Linked DNA regions of Mus musculus: region 1 is linked to region 2. The links are chromatin contacts, found by Hi-C or POLR2A ChIA-PET in ENCODE. All regions are on one chromosome and are shown on one strand. Each heading gives the region's core, a stretch centred on a gene start or an enhancer-like site at or near the end of the contact. The rest is flanking DNA. Distances are from core to core; before and after follow the strand shown. Region 1 overlaps a (nonagouti). Region 2 holds the start of a (nonagouti).

Region 1 (4,661 bases), core at 2,011-4,510, 37 kb after region 2:
TGTGTGTGTGCCCAGTACCCTCAGAGGCCAGAAGAGGATGTTGGAACCCTCTGAAACTGGAGTTACAGGCAGTTATGAGTCACCACTGTGAGTCTGTGAAGAAACAAACCAGAAACAAACACCAAGTAATCTCAACTGCTGAGCCACCTCTCCAGCCCCACTCAGACTTTTTGTTTTGTAAACTTATAAAAAATTATGATAGAACTCTTTCTGGGAGATAAGAAAACTATTGTCAAGGAACTGATCATAGCTGTTATATAGGTTTGAGTCAGGTATACATGGCTATGAGATTTAATAATAATAATTAGTAGTAGTAGTAGTAACCGATGTGTCCAGTAACCAAAGGTTGAGTCCATTTTCAGAGGCTGGTAATGTTCTTGCACCTGCAAGAATAAAACTAAAATGGGGGTACCTGGAGTGATCGAGCAGAGATCATGGGTTAGCAAGGTCAAACACCGGGTCTCTCAACAGATGGCACTGACAGGTCCCAGGTCCCCCTCGGATTTATTCTTGGCCTCCCCTCAGAGCACACTGCTCTTTGGGTCTGAAGCCAGGCTAATCAGAACCTGATGGCTTGATTCCGCAATGTGGTTCATCCGGAAGTCCCTCTTTCTCTCCTCCACCCTGAGACTTCCCAGAGCCCCCTCTGCTCCTCCCACTTCACCACAACTTGGGCCCCCAGAAACATCTGGCTTTGCTCCTTTCTGTCTTCCTTTGAAGCACTGAACAAGAAATCCAAGAAGATCAGCAGAAAAGAAGCCGAGAAGCGGAAGAGGTCTTCCAAGGTAAGCCTGGGAGTTCTTTTTTTTTTTCCCCCTGGGAGTTCTTAACTGGGGGTGGGAGACCTGCAAGTCTTGGCTGAGAACTAAATGAAAAATACTTCCTGGCCTCCAGGAAACAAAAGAACTGAAAACTACCTGAAGGTTTCCCCCGGCCTAGAGTCTTAAGGCTTCTATAGAAGCCAGAGAGCCTAAATTCATTGAGCAGAACAGCTGCCTGCAGAAAAACAGTTCCCAATGCTGATTAAGCATTCCTGAAATTGGTCACTCAGTTCTTTTGGATATTTACCTAAACCCCACTGCTGAAGAGCCACTCTTGCTGTATCTGAACTTCTTTTATTCCCTCCTCCTTTGAAATTCTGGGAACCAAGTTCCAGGGCTTTGTGCTAAGACTACAAACCTTCCATCCTCCTTGTCCAGAGCCCCGGAGTGCTGAGAATACAGGTCCATGCCACCGTGCCCAGCTGTTTCATCTGCTTAAAAATCAGAAAGCAGGGTGGGGTCTGGAGAGATGGCTCAGCAGTGCAGAGCACTGGCTGCTCTTGCAGAGGACCTGGGTTCAATTGGCAGTACCCGCATGGCAGCTCACAACTGTCTGTAACTCCTGTTGCAGGGGATCTGACACCCTCACACAGACATACATGCAATTCAAATCACCAATGCACATCAAATAAAAATAAAATTATAAAAATAAAAAGGTGTAAAGAATAGAAAATAGAAGTTAGGGGTGTGGTGATGCATACCTTTAGTTTCAGAACTCAGGAGGCTGAGGCACGTAGATCTCTGAGTTTGAGGCCAGCCTGGTCTACAGAGTGAGTTCCAGGACAGCCAGGGCTACACAGAGAAACTCTGTCTCAAAAACCACAAACCAAACCAAACAAAAAACATTTTAAAATGAAACTACAAGTGGGGTACAGTGGCACGCAGTTGTATTCCCAATACTTGGGAAGTAGAAGCACAAAGATCAGGAGTTCATGGCTATCCTAAACTACCTAGCAAGTTCTGAAAGAGCCTGGGCTGCACAGCCACTGAAAAACAGAAGTATGATAGAAAACAACATCATTTGCTGTAGCTAGATTAAGAGACTCAACAAAAATAAAATACTGTTAGCTGAGCATGGCAGCACTGGCTTGCAATCCCAGGGGCTTAGGAGGTTGAGGCAGGGGGATCCCTAGTTCAAGGGCTGCTGGAGCTTTGCAGCAAATTCAACGACCACCTAAGCAAATTGAGATGCTCTCACAAAATGAATATTGTTAAATGAGGGGATATAGTGGGGTACTAAAGCTTGCCTGTAACACACAAAGCCCTGGGTTCAATTCCCACTATGGCAAATAATTAATAATTAATAATAAATACCATGTTAAAGTCAGCTGGATGTTAATATGTGCTAGAGGCTCCTTAACCCTTTAATACAGTTCCTTATGTTGTGGTGACTCCAACCTTAAAATTATTTTAATTACTACTTCATAACTGTGATTTTGTTACTGTTATGAATTATAATGCAAATATCTGTGTTTTCCGGTGGTCTTAGGCAACCCCTGTGAAAGGGTTATTAGGACCCCGTAGGGGTTCTTGACCCACAAGTTGAAACAGGCTACTAAAACACACTTTGTTAAAAGGCAGTTAGAATGCCTTGAAAAAAGCAATTAAGGACATGCTAGGACCAAACAGAGCCTTCCAAACCGAAACAGACAGAAAAAAGAATGCTTTCTCGCTGACTGAGGACCATTTCATGTTTTTGTACCTATACCTAAAATCATACTACGATAATACAGGTTCCTACACTCTGATAAATAGCAGATTGAGGCATTGTTGAAATGCACATACTATTCCTGTGTAGTGTGGCTCAATTAATTGGATCAACTATAACCAAAGCAGGGAGCACTGAACAAAATACATATACATGCTAGGTGCTGGCAATACAGCAGTAAACAAGAGATTATAGCTGTGTGGAGCTTACGTCTGAGTGGGGAAACCAGCCTTCAAGTAAATCAATAAAGAAATCTAAAGTCTTATATGATACATACTGTAAAGGAATTAAAGCATGGGGAAAGCCTAGAGAAGTAGCATTAAACAAAAAAAATTAGTAATCTAGAGCAATGTCCAGTAGAAACACAGTATAAGCCATAAATGTATAATTTTGTATTTTCTAATAGCTGCCTTAAAAGACTAACAATATTTAAAACTCGGTATAAAGTATTACTATTTCAACATCTAAAAATTTTTTTAAAGTTACTTTTGTGCAGTCTTTAAAATCTGGTAAATAGCTGTCACTGCACACATCAATTCCAACGCTAAATGTGGACCTAGTATTTATGTTTAACAGGAAAATATATGTTTACGTTACACTTAAATAGAAAACTCGGTTCCTCAGCACACAGGACCTGACTACCAGTGCTAGAATGTCTCTAGGCTATGGGGTAGCTAGCCCAAAGGACAGATGCCAAACACAGGAGTCCTCCAGGGCCAAAAGGAAGTTTGTTTCTCCCTAGAGAAATCACTGGGAGCCCTTAAGCGGACGATGAGGTCATAGGAAGGGCCTTCTTTGGCCACTGGAGGATGTTAACTCTAGAGGACAGGGTGGCTAAGGGAAAGAAGACAGTGAGTGGCCTAACCCAGGGGCAATGGATAACACGGATGGTGACAGGCTTCAAACCGGAAGGTTGTTTAAAATTGGGGCTAAGTGGGGCCTAAGAAAAGGGCCAGGTCAGAGCTAGGTAAGCTTGAAGATGAAGGCGATGTGCAGGTTGGGGTGGAGGGCAAGGACCCACTGGGATGCCCTGTGTGCATGAAAAAAAAGGGGGGCAGAGGTCTCTGGTCCTGGACCTCCACAGTACATGAGCATCGCAGGATGGCGTAGCCCGTTCAGTAGTCCTCAACGTCTCTCCTACAGAAAAAGGCTTCGATGAAGAAGGTGGCAAGGCCCCCGCCACCTTCGCCCTGCGTGGCCACCCGCGACAGCTGCAAGCCACCCGCACCCGCCTGCTGCGACCCGTGCGCCTCCTGCCAGTGCCGTTTCTTCGGCAGCGCCTGCACCTGTCGAGTACTCAACCCCAACTGCTGACGCAGCTTCTTCGCTGCGCGCGCAGCTTCGGGAACGGGTGATTGGGCGGGGCTTCAGGGTCCCGCGCTTCTAGGCTGAGGGGCGGGTCTCTGTGGGTGGGGCTTGTGGGTGGGCGTGGTCAGTGGTTGTGACTTGTGGGCGCTTTCAAAAAACCGGTTTTCTAGGAAACCTAGTGGAAGCTAAAATCAGAATACAATAATATTTTTAGGCTGCCGAGGAAGTGTGACTATTTCTTTTAAAAGCCGAAAGCTTCCGGCCGCTTTCCATTATAGAGTCTGGTCCTTGCGGATACCCCGCAGTCTGCGCACGCGCCAGCCACTCTTGCCCATAGGGAAACTACATAGCGCCTACAGCTGCTCGCGTGGTTGCTGTTGCTGCATCTTAGGGATGGGCACAATGTTGGCAGTTCCTTCCAGTCTGCCAGTGTCTAGGCTGCCTCCAAACTAAGGGAAAGAAGCCATTAGGGAACCACCTTCCAGTCTTTTCACCCATTCTCTTAAGCGGGAGCACAAAAATCTTAAGATGTTCAGAATTCCATTAGCAGTCTCAGCCGGGTGGGCGAGGGGAGGCGGGACCGTGCATTTGCAATGGCTTTCTAAATCCAAAAGGATTTGGGTTGAGGATTCCAGAACTTTTAAGAGGCTCTCAATCAAAGTCACCACCCAAACCCACTCCTCTTTTAGTCACAAGGGCACACGGATGTTTGGACCTGAGAGTTTTTCTTACGCCAGGCAGTAGTCCCAGCCTTTTTTTTTTTAATTCTAAAAATCTTGAGCTTAGACTCCCAAAGACACAAAATTTTAGATAGCCTTCCTCAA
Region 2 (4,411 bases), core at 999-3,498:
CACTGTGACTTAAAGAAACTTGAAGAAGGAAAGGGTTTCTTTCAACTTACAACTCTCAAGTCCTCCTGAGGGAAGTTGGGGTAGAAGAAATTCAAGCAGACAGGAAAACAGAAACCACAGAGGAATGCCTGCTTGGTGATTGCTTCCTCTGTCTCATGCTGTTAGCTCTCTTCTTATCCACAGAAGTGGCATCAGCCACAGTAGGCGGGGTCCTTCCATATCAATCAAATTGATGCCCCATAGACAAGCCCACACAGGACAGTCTAATCAAGCAGAGTTGCCAGGCAAGGTTCCCTCTTCCTAGGTGACTCTGGGTTGTGTCACGTTGAGAGAAAGCTAACCAAGAGATTAGTGCAAAGCTGTAATTCTAGCACAAAAGAGATGAAGGCAAGAGGACTGGAAAATTCCAGAGCACTTGAAGCCAGTCTGGGATACATGTGATGCTATGGGGGAGGTAGATTAAAAATAAAATAAACACTATTATAAATTATTAAAGACGATCTTGCTGCTTTTCCTCAAGAATACCAAGTGACGAGGTAAACAAAATACAAAACAAGAAAACACACATTTCATAGTCTGGTGTGAGAGATCACATCTGTAATCTCAGCACGGGCCAGAGCTTTACAAGTGAGTTCTCCAACAGCTCGGGTCACAGAACGAAATCCTGTTTCACAAAATGAAAAGTCAAACAAACAGAAGACTCTTGCTCCTGGCGTCCTGCCTCAGACTGCTAGACATCCTATGATAGGTAATAAAGAGTTTAAATATGCAGACAATCTCAAGCCAACAAATGTGGAAACCGTGAGAAGTAGATAGAAGGAAGAAAAACCTTAAAATAAATTGAGTAATAGGCTATATTGTAAATAATGTACTCTGATCAATCTAGATTGATAAGTTCTACTAAATTTTCAGCAAAGAGAAAATCAGCAAATTTCAGCAAAGTGTGTGTGTGTGTGTGTACACAATATAGCTATATGCAATGTTTCCAGAAAAATGTAAAGAAAAGACAGGGAGCCATGGCTGAGTTCAAGGAGATCATTCTCGGGGACACGGGGAGTTTGGGGACAGCCTAGGACAGTCTTGGAAAGGGGGTATGGATGTTGAGCAGACAATTTTCCAAGCAAGAAGACCCCAGTTCAGATTCCCAACACCTGTGAGGCTGGCTGTGCCGGTGCACATCTGTTACCATGGCACCATGGGAATCAGAAACAAGAGGATGCCTGGGATTTACTGGCCTGGCCAGTCAGACTAGCTAAACTGGCAAGATCCCTGTTCAGTGTCTCAAAGATCTGAGAGAGAGAGAGAGAGAGAGAGAGAGAGAGAGAGAGAGAGAGAGAGAGAGAGAGAGAGAGAGAGAGAGTCACAGATACAAACACACATACACACACACACACACACACACACACACACACACACACACATATATACATGTTTGTAGTCCACATCTATCCTGTGCTAATGCCTGTAATCCCAGCACATTGGAGATAAAAGCAGGATCAGGAGAATCTGGAGTAAAAGCCACCTTTGGTCTAGCCTGAGCTACATAAGACACTGTCTCAACAAACAAACAAACAAACAAACAAACAAACAAACAAACAAACAAAAGGATTCACATCATCCAGAGGGTCATAAATTGTGACCTTATAAATTTTAGCTTGTTCAAGGAAAAACCCAGAGAAGAGCGGAGAGCCGCAGCCTAATCCTTCAGAGTCAGCTCAAGAACCGCTCCTTCCGGTGGTGAAAATTTGAGAAATTTGAAAATTATGAGACCAATATTGGTAATTCCCTAAGAGAGTCTACCAATCGTGCAGGCCAGGCCTCAGCCATCTGCCTACCCAGTTGGCTTAGTTTCTCTACCAACTGTTCCTTAGCCCACCCAGACTCTCCCAGGGAAGTTCAATTAAGCCGTGCCTTGATGGGATTTGTTTTTCCAGGTCAAGTTACTAGGCCTAGGTTTCTCTGTGTCCCCTGGGGTTAATTCTGAATTAAATCCTCATTAACTCTTTCTATAGAGTAACCTCAGTGCATCCCCTTCTCTTCCATCCTCCCCTAACCTCCATGTCAACACCAATTTCAGTTCCTAAGACTCGGGAGAAATATAGGGAGCGCAGACCACAAAACTTGTGGCCTCTGGGACGAGTCTGAACCTACTGGGCTGAAAGCAAAGGGGTAAGATGGGGAAGGCAGCTACCAGGGACTTCTGGGGGTCTTTAAAAATGTCTCACAGCAATGCTCCTTGCCTCTGCCATTCAAGGACAGGAAAGACATTCTGGCCTGGCTTCCCTTAGGGGAGCTGATGCGGAGTAGAGTCACTTGTGCTGTAAGTAGGAGGAACCTGTTGTCTCGGTTTTGTTGGCTTTGGGGTTCTATCTCCTCCTTCTGTATGGTTCCCTTTCAGGTAGCCTGGGCTGCGGGAGACCTGGCTATAACACAAACCCTGGTCCTAACTTGAACTGTACTGTGGAATATGCTCTTCTCTCCTGCTTGCTGCTTTTCACTCCTTTTCAACGTGAATCTATCAGCATCTTGCTCTTGAGACAGAGTGAAATTTGGAATAATGTTTATAGAATGACCAGTTGTTCTCTTGTTCTTACATTTTAAGTAGCAAACAACAGCTTGCGGCAAGCTTCCTTGGTTAGATGGCCTTTACTCTTTTGTGGGATGCGTAGGAATTCAGTTGGCAACTTTGCTTCCAGATGTGGAAAGAAGTTCTTCCTCGTTTCTTGGAAAGTTAAACGGGTCTATTTGATTCACAGATGGAGGTCAGAGCTGTTAAGAGATTAACACTGAGGATGTAAGCAACATTTTGCTGACTAGCCAAGTATCTCCCCTGCAACCCCCAGTTCTCTTTACCCTGCTTTGCCATTCCCTAGCAGTAAAACCATAAAAAGCATAGTATTCTCAGAAGAACTCCTTGGTGTCAACTTTGACCCAGAGTCACACTGGAATGCTGCTTTATATTTTCTTCAGAGTTGCTTGTAGGATCTGTGTTCAACCCATTCATACAGATCAAAATTTAGCACTTAGGAATCCATCTGTCTGATTAAATTAGTTCACTTTGTACTCATTACAGTAAAAGCCAATCACCCAAATGTCATTTATTGCAACCTGCCTTTGCCTTTATATGTGTTGAATATTTTTAGACTTGATACCCAGTTCGACTAAATGTCCATTAGATGGAAGCTTGAGTGATGCCTGCAACTGTGGCTGAGTCTGCTGTGTCTCAGTGACGTTGGATATTTGTTCCACTGTTTGCTTTGGAGAGGCGTGGGTGGCTGAATGGAGGACACATTAATGTCACGCTTGGTTTTCTTTGTTTGAGGGAGATCTTATGGACCAAGAGCATCTCAGCCCCAGCATCCAGTGCTCTGGTGGCGCTCATGCTGTCCCCAGAGGTCTCGTGTGTATTCTGAAGGTTTGCTCAGCCGACTCTCTTCGGTTCTGACTTGATTCTTTCCAGCAGGAAATTGCATCTGCCATCCAAGCCTCCTCCCTCCTTCTGCTTTAAAGTTGTGGAAGCTGCTGAGAAGATCACTGACTTCGGCCACACTTAGGGAGTTCACAACACCCTCCAAGTGAAAGGAATTGAGAGAGGCTGTTCCACAGCTCTGTCGATAGGGTACTTGCCTTGAAAGATTTTCGAATTCCCGGCCAATGCACCAAATAAAAGACCCCCGAAGTGAGACCCTTACTCAGACACTCAAGTCCCGGGACAGCCGCGTACCCAAGAAGACACTGAGACCATACATAAAATGTAGAAGGTAAGATTTAATAAGGCAGCAACATGAAAGCACACAGACCAGAGCTCTGGGGTCGAAATAAAGCAGCAACATGGAAGCACACAGAGCTCTGGGGTCGAAACTCATACACCTTAGCACAGGGTAGAGGAGTCTCGACAGTCAGCCAAAATTTTTCACAGGCTTATATAGTAAAACTCAAAGGGGGAGAACTGGGCAGGAAAAGTACAAGTTTACATCACTAGGGAGTTCTGCCAAAGGAATCTACGTAACTAAGGAGTCATGTCCTATCAAGGAACCTACGTAACTAAGGAGTACCTGGTTCATTTTGAGGTTGTTCCAGGAGGCCTTTATCTCAAAAATGTTCTTGGAACAGTTTTTAGTTGGGAGGGTTCGAACTTTAGGGTGAGGAGTTTTGGGGTGAAAAGTTTAGGAGTGTTCTGGGAACAATCTCTAGATGGGAGGGGGTGGGCTCCGAGGTAAAAAATTCATGTTCTTACAAGAGGCCAGTAATTTTTCATTCTTCATTCCCCACTTCTTCTTGTAAGTAATTCTAATCTTAGAATTTCAGAAGTCTATATCTCTATGTGGAGAATACTGCATTTACTCTATCTTTAACATGGGAACAAAAACAGAATAAGGCAGATTAGTAAACAGAACTAGGCAGGGACCCT

The links. Hi-C counts contacts between places; a loop is a spot of excess contacts on that map. ChIA-PET counts read pairs that join two places held with the same protein, here RNA polymerase II (POLR2A).
Region 1: POLR2A ChIA-PET joins it to region 2 with 10 read pairs in embryonic stem cell. The contact joins the enhancer-like site here to the promoter of a in region 2. A Hi-C loop is called at or near these places in 1 of 37 maps with a recorded cell type or tissue (mouse trophoblast stem cell). POLR2A ChIA-PET finds 5 or more read pairs at or near these places in 2 of 5 experiments (both embryonic stem cell).

What each region holds. Positions count from the first base shown.
Region 1 is chr2:155,046,956-155,051,616 of GRCm38, forward strand. It overlaps a (nonagouti), which reads left to right. Exons shown (of 4, transcript NM_015770.3): 3 at 721-785; 4 at 3,673-4,057. The coding sequence ends at 3,843. Among named protein-coding and RNA genes, the nearest start is that of Gm39965, 3.6 kb to the left of the region's middle. Within about 2 kb of position 3,261, at least 1 of the 3 ENCODE cell types and tissues checked has a DNase peak (open chromatin) inside an H3K27ac peak, as active enhancers do.
Region 2 is chr2:155,011,322-155,015,732 of GRCm38, forward strand. It overlaps a (nonagouti), which reads left to right and starts at 2,249. Exons shown (of 4, transcript NM_015770.3): 1 at 2,249-2,320.